Linked DNA regions of Homo sapiens: region 1 is linked to region 2. A link is a loop called in an ENCODE intact Hi-C map of the cell type or tissue named here. Cell type or tissue: endothelial cell of umbilical vein. All regions are shown on one strand. Each heading gives the region's core, and the rest is flanking DNA. Links, peaks and the distances in the headings are about the cores only. Region 1 holds the start of CYB561D1 (cytochrome b561 family member D1). Region 2 has its middle 13 kb from the start of GSTM4.

What was found. Peaks named below come from ENCODE experiments on the same cell type or tissue, not always from the same donor. Only the 100,000 strongest peaks of a DNase experiment are listed, where the experiment ranks them.
Region 1: a loop joins it to region 2, with 5 times the contacts of the local background. A loop is called at or near these places in 3 of 110 quality-filtered maps.

The regions. Positions count from the first base shown.
Region 1 is chr1:109,493,504-109,503,442 of GRCh38, forward strand. It overlaps CYB561D1 (cytochrome b561 family member D1), which reads left to right and starts at 591. Exons shown (of 3, transcript NM_182580.3): 1 at 591-784; 2 at 1,640-1,677; 3 at 2,253-6,932. The coding sequence starts at 637. The coding sequence ends at 2,756. RefSeq lists silencers at 362-591, 4,844-5,138 and enhancers at 662-741, 731-1,231, 5,986-6,485. In endothelial cell of umbilical vein, for the core only: CTCF peaks have their summits at 4,970 (motif pointing right) and 6,602 (motif pointing right); a DNase peak (open chromatin) is centred at 5,068.
Region 2 is chr1:109,637,816-109,648,030 of GRCh38, forward strand. No RefSeq gene overlaps it. Among named protein-coding and RNA genes, the nearest start is that of GSTM4, 13 kb to the right of the region's middle. RefSeq lists enhancers at 5,572-5,866, 6,241-7,114. In endothelial cell of umbilical vein, for the core only: CTCF peaks have their summits at 2,587 (motif pointing right) and 5,690 (motif pointing right); DNase peaks (open chromatin) are centred at 2,586, 5,706 and 7,096.

The DNA.
Region 1 (9,939 bases), core at 1,940-9,939, 140 kb before region 2:
CAGCTGCTGAGGAGGCGGCAGGGCTGGGAGTGCCCTAGTTTTTCCATTTATCTCGCTGGGGACCACTCCCGTGCAGATGCGAGAGGAGACTTGCATTTCCCTCCTTTGGTCCACCAGGTTCAAGGCACTATATTTTGGCGATGTCCTTTCCTATTCTCCTTGCTCTTAGGCATGGAGGAAGCTTGTTCCCTGAACAAGACAAAATGAGGTGACAGGAGACAGTGCACAGCCAGGGAAATCCAGTACTACTAGAAATCGGCTCCAAACACTTGTTTCACAGTCTTGGTTCAGCGTACCAAGTGTGTGATTTGGGGTTTCACTGAAATCGTTTGCCACAAAAGTAATTTCCACAGGCTGCTTGGGATTTAGGCCCTTGTAGACAGACACACAGATACAAATGAAGGTGGGCTGGGAACTGTTCGGTCCCCTTCTGCCTCCGGGCTCTCGCGGGAGCGGGCCTCTCCGGGGCACTCGCGTTTCCCCCCCAGCCCCCAGAGGGCGCTGTGGGCCACTCCGCCGCACTGCCGGCGGCGTCCCCGGGGAGGAGCCTCTCCTGCAGCCGCCACCGCCTCCGCGATCGCAAACCCGGAAGACGTGTTCGGGCAGCTGGAGTGTACGGGCCCGCGGGCCACGGCCATGCAGCCCCTGGAGGTAGGTCTGGTTCCCGCTCCAGCTGGGGAGCCGAGACTGACCCGCTGGCTGCGGAGAGGCAGTGGGATCTTGGCGCACCTGGTAGCTTTGGGCTTCACCATCTTTCTGACAGCGCTGTCCCGGCCAGGAACCAGTGAGTGTGCGGGGCGGGGTTGCGGAAGGGGGCGGAGTGGAGATGCTGGAGGGGCAGCGCTTGGGAGCCCCGGGAGACTTGGAGGAGGGACCCCAGCAGTAAAGGGGAGACAGAAACAGTGGAGGGATTTTGAGGGCCTGGTGGGGCGGGGCCCCAGGGATCCTGGAATAATGGGGTTTTGGGTGCTGTGGGGGAAGGGCAGACGATTGAACAGACCGAACTACTTCCTCAGAAACAGGTCCCCTGATGGAGGATAGAAGTGAAGGAGGCCGGGCGCGGTGGGTCATGCCTGAAATCCCAGCACTTTGGGAGGCCGACGCGGGTGGATCACTTGAGGTCAGGAGTTCGAGACCAGCCTGGCCAACATGGTGAAACCCCGTCTCTACTAAGAATACAAAAATTAGCCAGGCGTGATGGCGCGCGCCTGTAGTTCCAGCTACTTGGGAGGCTGAGGGAGGAGAATCGCTTGAACCCGGGAGGTGGAGGCTGCAGTGAGCCGAGATTGCACCACTGCACTCCACCCTGTGCGACAGAGCGAGACTCCGTATCAAAAAAAAAACAAAAAACAACAACCAAAAAAAACAAAAAACAAAAAAGGGGCAGAGGACTGGGCTGCCAGCTGAGAGGTGCTGAACGGGGAACCCGGGCCAAACTGTTGTATGTGTGTGGATAAGGAGGCCCTCTTGGTTGCTCACCCTGGGGCTCCTTGGCTGCTCCACTTTGTCCTTAGTTCCTGTGCCCGATTAGGATTGGGGATGGTACTTTTCTCCTGTGGCTAGATTCTTTGGGTTCCACCTAGCTACAGGGGCAGGAACAATGGTACCAAGCCCTCAGCCTGTTCTCTTTGATTCTTAGGTCTTTTCTCCTGGCACCCTGTATTCATGGCCTTGGCGGTGAGTTTAGGCTTCTATCTGATTTGTTTGGGTATTCCTCACCTCATTCTCCCAGGGAAGCACCCAGCTTTCAGAAAGCTCAGCCTTTCTAAGGCTAAGACAGGTGGAGGAAACATCTAGGGCTCATCTTTCCCTGCAGCCTATGGGATTGGGAAACCTGGAGGGCTGGGCCATAGGCAGTTGTCAGATGGTTGAAAAGGGCGGGAGGGCATGGAAGATAATTTCTTTCTCCATTGGGGCCGGAAAGGAGAAGGGGGGAGAGGTGTTATCCGGTCATCTCCCGACTTGTCCCCAAAGTTCAGGAAGAAGTTTAACATTTGCTACTCCACTGGTCAAGAAATGGGAGTCATTGTAGAGGTTGGGATGGGGAGATGTCAACCTGAATGAGGAGACGTGCACTCAAGTGCTGATTCCCAAATGTTCCCAGAAATGTTGAGCTGTGAGGCTGGTGGTCCTGGTTGAACTTATTTAACCCTTACCCTTTGTCCTCTTTGTTAGGATGTATGAGAGCACCTCCTTTTTCTCAGGCCTCCAAGCCAGACATGAGGCTTACTGGCTCTCTCCTATGTTCACAGTTCTGCCTCTGCATGGCTGAAGCCATCCTACTCTTCTCACCTGAACACTCCCTGTTCTTCTTCTGCTCCCGAAAAGCACGGATCCGGCTCCACTGGGCAGGGCAGACCCTAGCCATCCTCTGTGCAGCTCTGGGCCTGGGCTTCATCATCTCCAGCAGGACCCGCAGTGAGCTGCCTCATCTGGTGTCCTGGCACAGCTGGGTGGGAGCCCTGACACTGCTGGCCACTGCTGTCCAGGCACTGTGTGGGCTCTGCCTCCTTTGTCCCCGGGCAGCCAGGGTCTCAAGGGTGGCTCGCCTCAAGCTCTACCATCTGACATGTGGACTGGTGGTCTACCTGATGGCTACAGTAACGGTGCTTCTGGGCATGTACTCAGTATGGTTCCAGGCCCAGATCAAAGGTGCGGCCTGGTACCTGTGCCTGGCACTGCCCGTCTATCCAGCCCTGGTGATCATGCACCAGATTTCCAGATCCTACTTGCCGAGGAAGAAAATGGAAATGTGAGTTCCTGCGAACGCTGAATCTAGGTGGGACGCTTGCCTTGAACATCATGGTTCCTTTGGTGATCTATAAGGGATCTATTTAAGAAGTGGTCAGGTTTTCGCACTTCTTGGCTGGTCCAGGGACTGCAGAAACCAAAGCTGCTATTGTTGAGGAATAATTCAGTGGGTCAAAATGGGGAGATGTACTGGGTATGAGTGGAAGGTGATGGAGAGCCTGATCCTGAAGCCTCTACTTGATGAGAGACAGAGTTTTGGGTGGTGATAGTGATGTGCTGGTGGTCATTTCTTGCTTGTGTGCCTGATGAAAAACTGGGTTCCTGTAAGTTATGAATGGCATCCAGGGATATTTGGGTTACTTTTAAGAAAGCAGTGTGATGTAGTGGAGAGAGCCCATGGGTCTTATTTATGGGATATGGTCCTCTTAGGCTCTGTTGTACAACCTTAGGTACATTCCATATCTTAAGACCACTGTTTCTTCATCTGTGAAATGTTTCTAAACAATCTCTAAGTCCCTTCCTTCTCTAATATACAGCGTCTGTCAGGTCGATGTCTCAGAACACTCTCCCAGCTGTGGACCACGTGGACCACTTAGCAGACTCAGGGGGTAGTTCTTTACTCTCCCTTTACTACCCTGGAGGGACAGCTCTGCCCTTGAGGCCCTTCAGAAATTTGTGCTGATTTGGTCCCTGTGCCAGGGCACAGGGGGTCAGGCACTGTGGAAAGAAGGGACTCAGGTGAGGGTCTTCTGGACTCTAAGACGGTAAAGGCACTAAAGTCACTTTAAAGCTTTTGGAGAAGCAGGAGGGCATTGGCTTAACCAAGCCGAAGGCTGCTGGCTGGGCTGCCTAGCCCAGCTAAGATCTTCCTTCAGCCCACCTCAGGATCCGGGCTTGAGGGCTGCAGGGCCTGCGTGCGCTCCCTCCCCCGAAATCACTTCTCAGGGCAAAGGAGCCCCAGGCATCTCATGCTTTGCCCTTCTTAGGGCTCAGGTTCTTGCCTTAGCACATAGCTTCTGGGAGCTTTTTTGAAGCATTTCATAAGGGCCAAGGAAGTGGGGCAGGGCTTTTCTGATCCAAAGAAAACAAAGTTTCTCTGGTTACCCCTCTTCCCTTGTTATCTAAGCTTTCCTCAGTTGTCATCTCTTCCCAGCTCTTTGGTCCAAGAGGGGGCTGAGTTTGGTGCCAGCTGGCAAATGAGGGCTGGACTCTCTTCCCTCCAGAGACCACCCCGCTCCTTGCTGCAGCTGAAAGTAGTTCCCCAGGCTGCCCTCGGTGGTGAGGACTGGATGCTAGACTGCTGAGCTGTGGTCTGGGCTCAGTTGAGAAGATAGGATCTCCCTAGATCATGGCAAGGCCTGACAACAGCTGAGCCAGGAAAGTGCTGCTGAGGCAAGTCGACATAGCTCACAGGGAACTCTGGGAAGCCTGGGATGTAGGCGCTGGAGCTCCAGTTCCCAGGAGCAGGGGCAGGTGTTCCTAGATGTTAGTGTTGTGGATGTCCTTGGTCTTCTGAAGATTCAGGTCCTCCTCTCCGGGTAGCTTAGAAGTAAGGAGGTTGGTTTGATTCAATAGTATGGGGACAGAATGGGGACAGCAAGGGCAGAAGTGTCCTCTCCACGTAACTCATTATGCCCCTCCTGGGGGAGATTGCATCTCCAGGACAAGCATCTAAAGGAGGCCCCTGCTGTGCAGAGGGGTATTGTTCCTGTCTCTTTCATTGTCCTCCCTCCTCTCAAACTCTCCAGTGTGGTGTGAACTCAGAAGAAACGGTTACTGGGGCTGCATGGAGAATTTCACCTGCGGTGATTTTGATCCAGGGACTGCATCTCCTCTTTCCTCATCACAGCCAGTGCTGAGAGGCTCCTTCTACCTGCCGCAGGGTAGGAGGGCCAGGCAAAGTTCACCAGCTTGCTCTAAGAGCAAGCAGGCAATGCCGTAAAGCCTGAGCCTGCCTGAGGTGCTGCCTCCTCCCAGGTGGTGCGGGGGCTGGTGGGCGGGCGGGCAGGCGTGCTGACAGCCGGCAGTTTGCGTGGGCTGTGCCATCTGATGTCTATTCCCAGCCCTGGGAGGAAGGGGGAGTCATTTATATTCTGCAGGAGGAAGGGGCCCCAGCTGTCGCCTTTCTGACCAGCAGGCCTGGAGGGCAGGGGCACAGAGCAGAGAGGAGGGCACTGGTGGTCTCCTGCTTAGCCTGGTCTGACTGCAGTGTAGGGAATAGGTCACCAGGAGGAGCCCTTCATCCTGGCAGGCCGGATTGTGGAGGGACTTCCCTCCCCCTCTTTTCCATTTCTCCCTCCATCACCACCTGCCCTCACATCCTGGGGCAGCAGCTGGACAGCCATTAGACCTCAGTGCCAGGGCACTCTTCCTCCAGCTGGGATCTCAGTGGCTCCCAGCTGCATGGGCTCCTGCTTGTGTGTTCCCTCCTCCGCCATCCTCTGTTCCCCGCACCTCCCTTATTCTGCTCATGTCTGGGGTATTCACTTGGCTCCTCAGCAAGGAAGCAAACGCCTTGGAGGAGAAGCACATGGTTGCCCTTTTGTCCTTGCTCCCTGGCTAGGGAAAGCTGCTAGTGGTCAGCCTGTTTTGCCTTTTTTTAAAAAAAAAAAAAAAGCCAGGGCAGGGTGCTTAGATTTTAAAAATTTGCGTGTCATTTGCACAAATTTTCATATCAAGCTAAGTCCTGATTCCAAATTTGATTATATTCCAAATTTGATTATATTCCAAATTTGATTATATTCAGATTCAACCTTGAGGACATTAGAAATATAGATGGCTTCTGTATCCAAATCTGAATGGAAATGAGATTACCCTTCTGGGTTCAGATACCCCTCCCAAGCCCCCGTCTTTTCTGTAACCACCCCTCCTCTGAGCCCCATCATGGCTGGGGTTGGTATGGAATGGGAGCAGCTCTGTATCTGGGGAAGTCCTCCAGCCTCACCTTCTTGGCTCTTAAGTGGTAGGCTGTTACCACTTGCCAGCCTGGGCCTCCTCTCTCCCCACCCTTTCACAAGGCAGGCTGCCCTTCCGCACTCACTGGCCCATCCCTTCTTTCTCATCGTCCCACCCTTCCACCCCCGTGCATGGCTGCTGTAGGTCTGGTTTTTTTGGTTTTTGTTTTTTTTAAGACGGAGTCTCACTCTGCCGCCAGGCTGGAGTGCAGTGGCAGAATCTTGGCTCACTGCAACCTCTGCCTCCCAGGTTCAAGCGATTCTCCTGCCTCAGCCTCCCGAGTAGCTGGGACTACAGGCACGTGCCACCATATCCAGCTAATTTTTGTATTTTTAGTAGAGATGGGGTTTCACCATGTTGGCCAGGATCTCTTGACCTCGTGATCTGCCCGCCTCGGCCTCCCAAAGTGCTGTGATTACAGGCGTGAGCCACCGTGCCTAGCCAGGTCTTGTTTTGAAAACCTCACTGTGGGAGATTCAGGCATCCTCCCTAAGCCAGCTGGCCGCTGTGCTAAAGCCTGTTCAGAGTTAATAATAATCATTAGCTGAATGGTGCTGGGGCCTTTCAGCTTCAGATCTCTAAGCACTTGCAGGCTGAGTCAGTCAGCCCTCACCTTCCCCCTCCTTCCTGGGCTGCAGAGTGTAACAGAATGGGAAGGCACTGTGGGAAGGAAGTCAGGAATCTTGCTGCTAGCCACGCCTTGCAGTGACTTCTCGTCTGGGAGTGGGCACTGAGTCCTCTCAGTAAACTAATAAGACTTGCACCTGACAAAGGTCAAGATATGTAGGGAACACAGTGTATGCTAGGCTGAGACCTATGGTGGTGGCAGGGGTGGCTGTTGAGCCTGAACTTCCAGTACTCCTGCCCTTCCTTCTGTTTACCTGGCTTGGCCTACAGGGGGCACCCCTGGTCTTGATGCCTCAAGCCCAGCATTTCTGGGTCCCCTCTGCAAGCTCAGAGAGCAGGGAGGCTTCTGGTAGTGCTCTTGATGCTCCTGTGTCTGGTTGGCACAAAGATCCTGTGTAACATGAAATGAAAGGTGCATCAGCTTGGGGGCTGGGAAACCTGCAGTATGGGTTTACTCCGTCCCTATCACTGGTGTGGCTGTGGGCAAACCACTTATTGCCTGACCTACCTCACAGGGATGTTGTGAGGGTTTGATGAGAGAATGAATGTTAATAGGAATTGGAAAATTCAAAGCATTAAACACATGTAAACAGGTGGTATTATTATGTTCTTGTCCTTCTCTTTCACTGAGCCAGGCTTTGGGCTTTATGCTTCTTAGGCAATAAACAGTTATGGATAATGACAGGGGATCTAAGTCTCAGAGAGTTGTTCTGGCCATCATAAGAAAACATGGACACATTTCTTCCTTCCAGATGCAAGGTCAGCTCTTACCAACTCCTGCCAGAAATGCCACCACGGCCATGACTAGTGAAGTTTGCCGTAAGTGCTGCCTACCTGGTGTTCCCAAATCACAGGGCAGACTGCAGATCTCGGAGTCAGTACAATTCCTCCCTAGGTCCAGCCTGAAGTTCCTGGAGCTGGTCTTCGTAGGGAGCTGCAGGTCACAAGTCTATCTAAATCTCTCCTAATTCTGCCCTTCTGAGGGAAAAGTGGAGCAGACAAGCTAGGAAGGGAGGAGCAACTGGAGCAAACAGCATCGCCACAGACCCTCTGTTTACCGAAGCCACAGAATGAGCAACACCTGCCTCAGGCATTGGAGATGCAGAGCAGGGACCCCTGGCTTCCCAGGGTCCACAGCCTGGTTTCCCTTTCCCCATTTCAGGCTCGTGGAATAGGATCAGTCCCCTCCTCCTCCAAGTGCTTTATTGGCATTCACATACACACACACACACACGCACACACACACACTGAAAGCAGTTCTGTTTAAGTTTTAAATTGGGGAAGAATACTTTCCATTCCATTTGTCTGAGAGCAGCAGCAGTCTGCCTGGAGTGGATGCAAAGAAGCAGGAACAGCAAAACAGCAGTGCAGAGGCTTGAATATTCGTTTTTTATCTTAATTGCTTTTTCTGTCCTGGGATCCAGGAATGAAACACTAGTCAGGCATTGTGTGCAGAGCCTCAGCAGTTCTCACCAGCACTGCACAAAGACGACAAGCTGAAAGGCAGAACTGCCCTGGAGGGTGGTTTGAAGTAGCCCGTCTCCAGCATGGCGCTGGGCTTAACCCCTTCATGTAGGCAGAAATTACCTCCAGTGAGGGGACCTTCCCCCTACCCACCCACTCAGGAGACTCAGCTAGTCACCAGATGCATCACAGAATAACAATCTCAGTTTATAATCCTGCTATTGCTAGGATTTCCCAGATGAGTTTTTAACCTCTGTTGGAAGCAGATTAAGGAACGACTTCAGGCTATTCAGTGGCATCTGAGGAGCCAACTCTGTCTCACTGAGTATACATGAGTGGCCCCCTAGCACCCCTATCTTTAAAGCAGATACCCAGTTATCTCATGGTGCTTTCTAAGGATGCTCAGTTCTGCTCAGGCCCCCCAAAAGCAAACTATGACCAAGTGAGGGAGCAGTGGGAGGTAAGGGAAATGCAGCACAAAGTACAATCCAACTCCAGTACTTGCCAACCTGTATGTGTGCGCACATGCACGCATACACCAGCCTTGGAGGCAATGACTCCTGCCTAATGTATGCCAGTGCCAAAGGGCATCCAGAAGTCCCACTGCAGGGCTCCACGTCCTGGCTCACTGCAGGTTGGTTCTCTCAGGCCATGGTTCCAACCAGGGAGAGTAAACAAGCTGACTAGATTGGAGGCGTCAGGGCAGGTCTAAGTGTCTTCACCATTTTGCATTTTCCACCTAAGAGTGTAGAAGCCTGATGAAGGGGCTTGACTGGCAGCTGCTTTAGCCTTCCTCTCTCAAGCCCCAGGAGAGGAAGCATTCAGCACAGGCTGACTGTGACTAGACCAGAAAAGCCAACCGTCCCACTGCAGGGGCCTGAGCCTTTTCTGCTATGTGGGTGGAGAAAGTGAAGCTTCCCCACTGGTTTCCTGGGAGATACAAGATAAGTGGTGCAAGAAGTGCATGCAGAAAGGGAAGGAGTTGAGAGACTGGGGGGAAGAGAGGCCAGGTTAACCAATGCACTGAACTCTTACCTATTCTCAAAGAAAACTGTCATATTAGCCTCCTCCCTCCCCGCAAGTGCTACCTAAGAGGAGCCAGGGTAAGTGCTGCAAGGCATGGCAGACAAAATTGCACATCTTGGCCAGAATCTAAGGAACTTCTTGTGGTTTGGGGGAGGTGGTGAGGATGTGGGTGGTGGGTGGGTGGGGGGTGTTGAAGAGATGCAGCCATGGACTTCCTTGGGCTTGGCACAGGCCAAAACAGAAGAGAGAACTCCAAACTCCAAGTAGTCCTCATCAGACTTGCTCTCCTTATCAGCTTCATCCTGTCAGCCAAATTGTCAGCCATAGAAAAACTGCTTTGCAGATGAAAAACTATATAAATGCAGAGTATGGGAGTGCTCTGACATCAACAGCTGTCATTTCACTGACTGCCAAGGTTGACTTGTCTGATGTGGCTGGTTGTGCAGTAGCTCCACCCCTCGTCACCTTGGTTGTTCCTCCTGAAGTGAAAAACAACTTTCCAAATAGAGGAGGGCTGCCCTTCGGTCAAGACTTTAGGTAAGTATTCAAATTCGCATTCTTTTAATTTTTTTCCTGGTATCATTTCCTCTCCCTCTTTGGAATCTGCCACGACAGCCCCCTTCTAGAATCACCAAGAGAGGAGCCAAAGAATCAGCATGGTTAGAGTTTTAGAGTCCAGTCCAATTTCTGGTAGGCTGAATCTGTACCAAAACGTAGGGACTGCATTTTTCTGTTCCACGCAATGCCTAGGACACACTAAACTGTCAAGGAAGATTAACCTGCCCATTAGGTGAATATACTTTTAGCCTAAGATGGCTACCATTTACAACATGAAAATACTGATAATAAAATTCTGTGAAAGTGAGCTGCTGCCCACCATTTTTTAAAACCCAATCCAAGCATTTTTTCCATGGTATGGTCAGTAGGCTTGATCCAGACTTTTAAGAGAACTCGGCAGGGAGGCAACCCTCTGCCCTAGGGATCCAGGAAGACTTCATTATCTACAAGCCTCAGCGAGCGCCAAGTCATGGGATTTCTAAACTCTAAAGCTTCAGTGACATTTGAGAATCTTAGGGGTCAGCAAAGTATGGTCTGTTGGTCAAACCAGCCCACTGC
Region 2 (10,215 bases), core at 2,211-10,210:
CCTCCCGGGTTCAAGCGATTCTCCTGCCTCAGCCTCCCAAGTAGCTGGGATTACAGGCATGCGCCACCACGCTCAGTTAATTTTGTATTTTTAGTAGACATGGGTTTCTCCCTGTTGGTCAGGCTGGTCTCGAACTCCCAACCTCAGGTGATCTGCCTGCCTCAGCCTCCCAAAGTGCTGAGATTACAGGCGTGAGCCACCGTGCCTGGCCAAGACTTTCAAAGGCAAGTGCCCATGTGTTTGTTTATTTATTTATTTATTTATTTATGTTTTTATTTTTTGAGACGGAGTCTCGCTCTTGTCGCCCAGGCTGGAGTGCGGTGGCATGATCTCGGCTCACTGCAACCTCTGCCTCCTGGGTTCAAGCGATTCTCCTGCTTCAGCCTCCCAAAGTAGCTGGGATTACAGGTGCCCACCACCACGCTTGGCTAATTTTTGTATTTTTAGTAGAGATGGGGTTTCACCATGTTGGCCAGGCTGGTCTCGAACTCCTGACCTCAGGTGATTCGCCCGCCTTGGCCTCCCAAAGTGCTGGGATTACAGGCATGAGCCACTGCGCCTGGCCTCATGTGTGTCTGTTTAACTCCGCTGAGCTCCCTCCTCTCACTTTTCCTACCACCTTGGGCCTGCGCACCCTCTGGGAGAGCCCCTGCTGGCTCTGAATCCCAGTGCACCTCCTGGGCAGCTGTGGAGGCTTGGCGCCCCACCCTCATCTCAGCCTCTTTCGCCCCTGCTCCTGCTCTTCTACTCCTGGCCCCATCAGCTAACTCCCATTTATCTCATTTCTTTCCCTGAATAACTGTTCTTTTTAAACCCTCACAGCAGCACTGTGTAGTATGTATTAGCGTTATCCGTATTTCACAGATGGTTATCCTAATGCACAAAGAAATTAAGTAATCAGCTCTGGTCACTCAGCGGTCATCAGGTAGAGCCAGGACTCAGCCCCAGGCCCATCTGACTCCAGATTCCAAGTGGAGCCATTATGGCGTATCTTCTCCAGTGGACTGGCAACCTCCAGAATCCTGCATGACCAGGCTGTCTCAGAGCATCTGAATCTCACATCAGCTGAGACACAGCGACATCCAGCCAGGATACGGCTGAGATAAGCGGCCTTCGGGTTTTGTCACAGGGTAGCAGGGGAACCTGGGACAATACCCAGCGGCCCACCAACTGCTCCCTTGTTGGGGAATATTCCTTGCCTCGTAGCGTGGGTGAGCCTGCTCCTAGCTGGTCCTCCTGCCTTCCTGATGGCTTCCTCGCTGCCTCCCTCTCTCTACCCACCTCTTCCTTCTCCCCAGCAGGCCAGGAGGCCAATACCTGCTGCAGGTGCCTCGCCTTTCCTTGCAGCTCTTTCCTCAGAGCCTGGAGTCAGGATGGAAGTTGGTTGGGAGAGAAGCAGGTGCTGGGGCAAGGTGGAAGGAGGAGGGGCGAGAGGAGGAGAGGCTTCTCCATGGTGTTCATCGAAAGCCCTGGGTGGACAGATGCAAGATGGACCAGCAGCTGGTGTTCAGGAGGCCACTGGTCAGGCCCTCACTCCGTTCCCTCATGCAAATGTGACTGCCCATAGAAACCAACTCCCTCTAACCCAGCACACAGGAGCTGATAAGCTACTTATCAGCTTACAATAAAGACTGAAAACAACAAGCACAGGATTTTTTTTAAAAAGTCAACCAGAAGTGGCTTGATGAGCAATATATTGGAACCAGGGTTTCGAAGAGTCTGGGTCAGCCCTGGGCCTCCTTCTCCTCTGCACCCATGTGCACTTGAGCAGAGCCCTTCTGCCCAGAAAGTGCCTTTGTGGGTTTAGAAAAAGATGTCCCTTCCTTGGGTAGACACAGCCTCCTGATGGGGAGCACAGCTTGGCCAGCAGAGCACAGGCTGGCTTGCAGTCTCTGATCACCCAGAGGCTCTCGCGCAGCATGTAACCCACCTGACATCTGTGTCAGCCTGGCTGGGGGTCTCTGGAGTGCCCACAGCCTGAGGGTGCACGTGTAGCTGCATTCTCACTGATGCCACTAGTTCTTGTGCCTACTCTTGGAGGATGTCACCTATCCAGGTCTGAACGTTCCAGGCAGCATCCTACATGAGTCTGTAAATCAACTGAAGCTCCAGCAGCCCCCACTCCACCCAGTTGTGTCCTGCAGCTGAATACTTCTCAGTGCCCACAGAGCTGCCAATCACCTCGGGTTGCCATGGGAGTGTGCATATTCATGCCTCAGTGTCCCCAGAGTGGCCGGCCAGAGCCCCACCCTGAAGAAGCCCAGTGCACGGCTCTCTCCTTTCCCTCTGTCACGTCCTCTCCCTGTGCACCAGATACCCTGCTGGGCTGCTTGAGCCCTGGGGTCACGCACAAACCCAGAGCTGAAACATCCTCATGCCACCTTTGTGTGAGTTAGGAAAAGGTGAGCCTCCTGGGCAGATATACCCCTGAAAGCTCAAAGAACGAAGGGCATATTTTGGTAGAGTGTCTCTCCCTCCAGGTGACTGCAGCTGTGCAGCCTGAGTTTTTGGGTGAGCAGAGTGTAGGCTGGGTTTCAGCTCCTGCTTGCCCTTTGGCTGGTAGTCCTTGTGCAGTACCCAACTGGTCCACAGGGTGGCGGTACCTCCTGAGAACAGCTTCTGCCTGAGGCTGGGTTCTGGGAATGGATGGGCTGGGGCACCCTCTCTAGGCACCCATGCCCACTAACTCTGCAGCGGGCACACTTGGGGCCCCACTCACCAGCCTGGTGGGCAGGCTAGCTCATGTATGACCCCTCCAGTGAGAGCTATGGCTTAGGCTCATGCCAGGATCCCTACTAGGAGAGCTGCACTGCCACTAGCTGAGGTGGACCCCGTTTCTGCAGGGCAAGGCTGGAGCCACATGCACACACTGGCTTTTTGCCTGTCCTGTCCTAAGCCCCCACACCACCCACATTATCTCGTGACCACATTTTTCCTCCAGATAATGTGGGCCATGTGTGGTTAGGCCATATCTTCTTTTACATCGGCAAAACCTAATGGGGTTTCCAGACTCCTGCTCTTCATGTGGAATGCCTCTGAATTTCTAGATGATGTCTGCAGGCGTGTTTTGTTTTTGTTTTTCAAGACCGGGTCTTGCTCTATAGCCCAGGCTGGCATGATCTTGGCTCACTGCAACCTCCACCTTCGGGCTTAAGCAATCCTCCCACCTCAGCCTCCCGGGTAGCTGGGATTATAGGCGCACACCACCACACCCAGCTAATTTTTGTACTTTTTATAGAGATGAGGTCTCACTATATTGCCCAGGCTGGTCTCAAACTCCTGGCTTCAAGCAATCCACACACCTTGGTCTCCCAAAGTGCTGGGATTACAGGCATGAGCCACCATGCCTGGCCTTTCTGGGGGTGTTTATTTCATCTCTGAGTGGATTTTCCAGTAACCTTCAGAGCTTTGAGGAAGGCCTAATTGTCAGCCTCATAGACTGGTCACACCCCAGGAGATAAAGCTCCTTGCTAAGAGCCCTGGCAGAAGATTACATGGGCTGTGGGTAGTCAGGACATGGAGGAAGCTCTAGGGTCTGGGGCACTTGGATAAGTCTCCAAGGAGGAGATTGGCTTTGACCAGATGGATGGGGAGAGCCTGCATGGAGGAGCAGGAAGGAGGAAGGCATTTGGGGACTGTGTTGGGGGCATCTTCCCATCCTGCTCTGGTGTGGGGTCAGTGCTCCAAAGGCCCACGGTAGAAGAGGATGGCACTGCCCTTCACTCTCAGACCAGTGCCTCCCTGAGATGGAAACCAGAGGATCTCCTTGCCTCCCTCAAAGAGAGAGAGAGAGGCTCTGCTGGCACAAGAAGCTTGTCCCATGGCACTTAGTCCAATAATTGTTCCCCGTGTGTGCTTAGCCCTGGGAACCTGCTGATCTTGGGTAAGGACACAGGGCCATAGCAGAGCCCAGGAAGGACACTTGGGGCTCCAAGGTTAGGTTCTTGGTATTAAGGTGAGAGACAAAATGATGGCCCTCTGACTGAGGAGATTTGGCTTAAAGAGGATGACCGAGCTCGCCACGTGGCACGGGATAGAAAAGAAGATTTGCTGGCCTCTTATGGAGTTAGGGTTGGGGTTGGCATGGGCTACTAGAGGGGAGGTGGTGGGGCCAATAGAGAGGGACAGGTCTGCAGAAAGCACTTTTCTATCCAAGCTGTAGGCCTTGGGTTTCTCAGTCTCACCCACCCTATCCACATAAGCCTCAGCGCAACTTTACACCCACTAGGATGACTACAATAAGACAAGAATGGAAAATCAGTGTTGCAAGGATGTGGGGAAATTGGAACCCTCATAATTGCACGTGGAAATGTACAGTTGTGCAGCCACTATGAAAAACAGTTTGATGGTTCCCCAAAATGTTAGAATACAATTACCACATGACCCAGCAATTCCCCTCCCAGGTATATTCCCCAAAGAAGTGAAAACTGGCACTTCAAAAATATATGTACACTCTCTGGGCATGGTGGCTCATGCCTGTAATCCCAGCACTTTGGGAGGCCGAGGCAGGTGGATCACCTGAGGTCAGGAGTTCGAGACCAGCCTGACCAACATGGTGAAACCCTGTCTCTACTAAAACAATACAAAATTAGCCGGATTACATGCCTGTAATCCCAGCTACTTAGGAGGCTGAGGCAGGAGAATCGCTTGAACCCCTGAGGCGGAGGTTGCAGTGAGCCGAGATTGTGCCACTGCACTCCAGCCTGGGTGACAGAGTGAGACTCTGTCTCAAAAAATAAATAAATAAAAATTATACACACACACACACACACACACACACACACTCATGTGTACAGCAGTAATGTTCACAATAGCCGAAAGGTGAAAATAGTCCAAATGTGCATCAACAAATAAATGGATAAACAACATGTGTTATATCCATATAATGAAATATCATTCAGCCATAAAAGGGATAAAGTACTGATTCTTCCATTCAGTGGATGAACCTGGAAAACATTATGCTGAGCAATACAAGCCAGACAAGACACAAAGATCACGTGCTGTATGACTGTATTTATGTGAAATACCCAGAATAAGTAAATCTGTAGAGACATATACAGATTGGTGGTTTCCAGAGGCTGGGGAAGTGGGGTGATGGGAAGCAACTGCTTAATGGGTATGGGTGTCTTTTGGGGGTGATAAAAATATTTTGAAACTGGATAGAGGTGGTGGCTGCCCAACATTGTGAATGTACTAATTGCCACGGAATTGTTCACTCTAAAATTGTTCATTTTATATTATGTGAATTTCACTTCAATGTAAAAAAAAGAAAAAAACCAACCTCAGTGTTCTTAATAGTAAAAAGAGGCTAATAACACTACTTATTTCATGGAGAGGTGGTAAGAAATAAAATAATAGGCGCAAAGTAGCCACCATTCAGCTATTGAATAAAGGGTGGCCAATGTTCTCCGAATGCTACTTTCTGGGGTTGCACCAAGGGTGCTCCAAAACTCTTTCTTGGTCCCTGGGGAATGTGGCTTAAGTTCCTGCTCAAAGAACCGAAAAGCCCAAAGAGCTGTAGCTGCGAGGTGGCGCCTAACGGGCTGTCCCTCTACTGTGGTCAGAGCCGTGCCCCTTGCAGGTGGGTAGCGCTGAGAGCAGAGCAGCGCCCGCGGGACTGGCCTGAGGATCCCGCAGGCAGGAGGGACCCCGCGGGCCTTTCCCTACCTGGGAGGTGCACGGTTGGCCACCAGGGCGCGCTGCTGGACTCTCCCCAGAAATCGGGCGGAGGTTTAGGCCTCAGAGTCACTTAAACTTGTAACCCTACCGGTAGCCGTGGAGTCTAGTAAATGTGGGGTCGGCTGGGGTTCGCCAGTCATCCCATGCTGCTGAGGGGCAGGCATGGGGCCCGTTGGCCACAGGAGACCTCCAGGCTTCTCTCCCACTCTTCTGCCTGCACCCCCTCTCGGGTAGAGGCTGCACCTCCTGCTTGGGTTCAGCCACCTTCAAATACTGCATCAATGGCTCGTGCCTCTGCCTGCGGGGCTGGGCCAGCGCGGGAGAGGCAGGCGGAGGGTTCAGGGAGCTGGGGATCTGCGGTATGTCCTGACCCCACACACTTTGTGTGTGCCATAAAGCCACAGCCTTTCCTTCCCACCCAGCCCCGTCTGAATGAGAAAGCATCACCTCTGCTTTCTGTTTGATCCGGCAGTTCTCAGCCAGGCTGGAGGCGGCCTGGAATCCCAGATCGTCTACTGACACCCCTAGTTTCCCTCGCCGCTCCTCTGGAGGACGTCCTTAACCCCTGATGCTGCACCACAGGCAGAGCTGCCAGAACCCCACCACCACCAAGATTGCTACCTGGAGATTCCTGCTTGTCCCCCCAACCCCAGGTCAAACCCCTGCATGCATCCATGGCCCAGCTCCCGTGTTCTGGGGCCATCTTTATAACCTGCTGTGCATTCCTGCCAGATTGAACTCATTGCCTCCCCCACTTGACCTCATTCTCTCTTTGTGCACTTGCTTTCTTTTCTTTGCTTTTTCTTTGTCTTTTTTTTTTTTTTTGAGACGGAGTCTCGCTCTGTCGCCCAGGCTGGAGTGCAGTGGCGCCACCTCGGATCACTGCAAGCTCCGCCTCCCGGGTTCACGCCATTCTCCTGCCTCAGCCTCCCGAGTAGCTGGGACTACAGGCGCCCGCCACCACGCCCAGCTAATTTTTTGTATTTTTAGAGACGGGGTTTCACCGTGTTAGCCAGGATGGTCTCGATCTCCTGACCTCGTGATCCACCCGCCTCGGCCTCCCAAAGTGCTGGAATTACAGGCGTGAGCCACTGCGCCTGGCCTCTTTGTGCACTTTCTTTGTATTTAGGGAAACAGCAACAGTAAACCCCAAATGACAAAGGTCATTACAGGGACCTTTTTTGCAGCCAATGATGTTTGTGTTCCCCGGTGCACTGCTCTGAAGCTTTCCCACGCATTCGGGCTCAGGTCTCTCTCCGGCATGTCTGCTGCCTTGTTTACTCCCCGCTTAGCGTGTGTTTATAGGATCACATTACACGAAATATTCCAGCCTTGTGAAGTAGCATTTCTTGCTGATAATGAAAACAAAAGACACAAAGAATTCTAAGAAATGCCTACAGTGCTTGGCACGTGAGGGCCTCTTGGCCTAGGGCCAAGTTTGTCTACTATCAGCCCCCACGGTGTCTGGAAAGTCTTGGATTGTTGTTGGCTCTTTGGATCCTGTGGTTTCACCCTGCAGCGTTTTGTAGGCAGTGTGGTGTCCTGGGTAGACCCAGGTCTTGGGGTTGACTGGACTGGTCAGATACAACTTGGTGACTTGCTAGCTGTGTGTCCTTGGGCAAGTTACTTAATTTTCCTGAGCCTCAGTTTTCTCATCCATAAAATGAGGGAAGAAAGAAATAATTCAAAGAGATGTTTTGAGAATTTGGTGAGGAGGTATATATAGTAGACAAGTCATAGACACTCAGTAAGTATTGGCTGGGATTATTAGCAAAAGCAAATAAGCCCCTTCTTTAAAGGGAACATAGCTTTTTTCTAAACCCCACTGTCATACTTAAATTGGTGATCAAGAAGTTATGTTTCTCAAGACACCCAGGAGCAGAGGCCAGGGAGAAGGATGTTCCAGGGCACAGGGGAGACCTGGACTGCCACGTGCACTTAGGGATGACCTGCACCTTCAGACGAACAGCAGGAAAAAAGACTCTTTTCCACTTCTCCTGGTTTGAGGTGGAGTTGGGCCCCCTGTCTGAGTAGGGTGAGGTGGCTGGCAGAGAGCTGGATGCCCCTTCCAATAGCTGGCCAAAGGTAGCAGAGGCAGGATTGTTCTCAAAGGAATTAGGTAAAAGCCCCGCAGCCAAGTGTGAGATCAAATCTCAGAAAATATCAGTACTGGGCTGGGCATGGTGGCACCGTGGCCAGTCTTAGCTGGACAGTTTTAAACTTTCTTTTCTCGGGGCTTTTTTTTTTTTTTTTTTTTTGAGAAAACAAGAAGATTGGTTACTCTAATTAAATATAATAATGAGAGTAGATGGTTAATTGTACTGGATACACTAATGCAGAGAGATACAGGTATGTGTACAGAATAAGGTATGATTTTCTGTTTATTTAGAAAAGTTACTACAGTTTATTCAAAATACATTTAATATACACATATTTTATTCAATTATATTTTAAGGCTATAGTTAAAAGCTTTAAAGTAATTTTTGCTATTGAGTTGTGGGAGTTCTATATGTATTTTGGATGTTAGCTAACCTCTTCTCAGATATGTGGTTTGCAAATATTTTCTCCAATTCCATAGACTGCCTTTTCACTGTTGTTTCTTTTGCTGTGCAGAAGGTTTTTAGTTTGATGTGGTTCCATTCGTCTATTTTTGCTTTTGTTGCCTGTGCTTTTGATATATAAAAGAAATCATCGCTTAGACCAATGTCATGAAGACTTTCTCCTATGTTTTCTTCTAGGAGTCTTATAGGTTTAGGTGTTATATTTAAATCTTTAATCCATTGTGAGCTCATTTTTGAGTGTGGTGTAAGACAGGGGTCCAATTTTATTCTTTTGTATGTCCATATTCAGTTTTCCCAAAACCATTTGTTAAAGAGGCCATCGTTTGTCCATTGTGTATTCTTGGCACCCTGTTGAAGATCAGTTGATTATATACACTTAGGTTATTTCTGGGCTGTCTGTTCTGTTCCATTGGTCCTTGTGTCTGTTTATATGACAGTACCATACTGTTTTAATTACTATAGCTTTGTAATATATTTTGGAATCAGGAAGTTGATGCCTCCAGCTTTGTTCTTCTTTCTCAAGATTGTGTTGGTTATTTGGGATCTTTTGTGGTTCCATATGAATTTTAGGATTATTTTTTCCTATTTCTGTAAAAAAATGCCATTAGAGGCTGGGTGTGGTGGCTCATGCCTGTCATCCCAGCACTTTGGGAAGCCAAGATGGGTGGATCACCTGAGGTCAGGAGTTCGAGACCAGCCTGGCCAACATGGTAAAACCCCGTCTCTACTAAAAATATAAAAATTAGGCAGGCATGGTGGCGGGTGCCTGTAATCCCAGCTACTCGGGAGGCTGAGGCAGGAGAACTGCTTGAACCCAGGAGGCAGAGGTTGCAGTGAGCTGAGATCGCACCACTGCACTCCAGCCTGGGCAAGAGAGTGAGACTTTGTCTCAAAAAAAAAAAAAAAATGCCATTAGATTTTGATAGGGATTACATTGAATCTGTAGATCAAAGTAGCGTGAACATTTAAACATTATTAGATCTTTCAATCTATAAACATGGGATGTTTTTCCATTTACTTGTGTCTTCTTTGATTTCTTTCATCAATATTATGTAGTTTTCTTTGATTTCTTTCATCAGTGTTACATACAAGTCTTTCATCTCCTTGGTTGAGTTTATTCCTAAGTATTTTATTCTTCTTGGTGCTATTGCAAATGGGATTGTTTTTTGTAATTTTCTTTTGGATACTTTGTTGTTAGTGTACCAAAACATAACTAACTTTTGTATGTTGATCTTGTATCCTGCAACTTTATGGAATTTGTTTATTCATTCTAAGTTTTTTTTTGTGTGTGGAGTCTTTAGGGTTTTCTACATATAAGATTATGTCATCTGCAAACAGAGATAGTGTTACTTAATCGTTTCCAATTTGTATGACTTTTAAATTTCTTTTCCTTGCCTAATTGCTCCGTTAGGACTTCCAGTACTATGTTGACTAGAAGTGGCAAGAGCGGGTATTCTTTGCCTTGTTCCTGATCTTACAGACAAAGCTTTCAGTTTTTCATTGTTGAGTATAATGTTAGCTGTGAGCTTGTCATATATGGTCTTTATTTTGTCAAGGAAAATTCCTTTTATACCTAGTTTGTTGAGAGTTTTTACTATGAAAAGATGTTGAATTTTGTCAAATGCTTTTTCTGCATCTATTGAGATGATCATTTGATGTTTATCCTTCATTTTGTTAACGTGGTGTGTCACATTAATTGTTTTACATATGATGAGCCATCCTTGCAAAGGACTTGAATAGACATTTCTCAAAAGAAAGCATACAAATGGCCAACAGGTATATGAAAAGATGCTCAACATCACTAATCATAAGAGAAATGCAAATCAAAACCACAATGAAATATCACTTCACACCTGTTAGAGTGGCTATTGTCAAAAAAAAAAAAAAAAAAAAAAAAAAAAAAGGTAAAGAAAGTGAGACAAGCTCCCAACTGGTAACAAGTGCTGTTGAGGAGAAATTGGAACTTTTGTACACG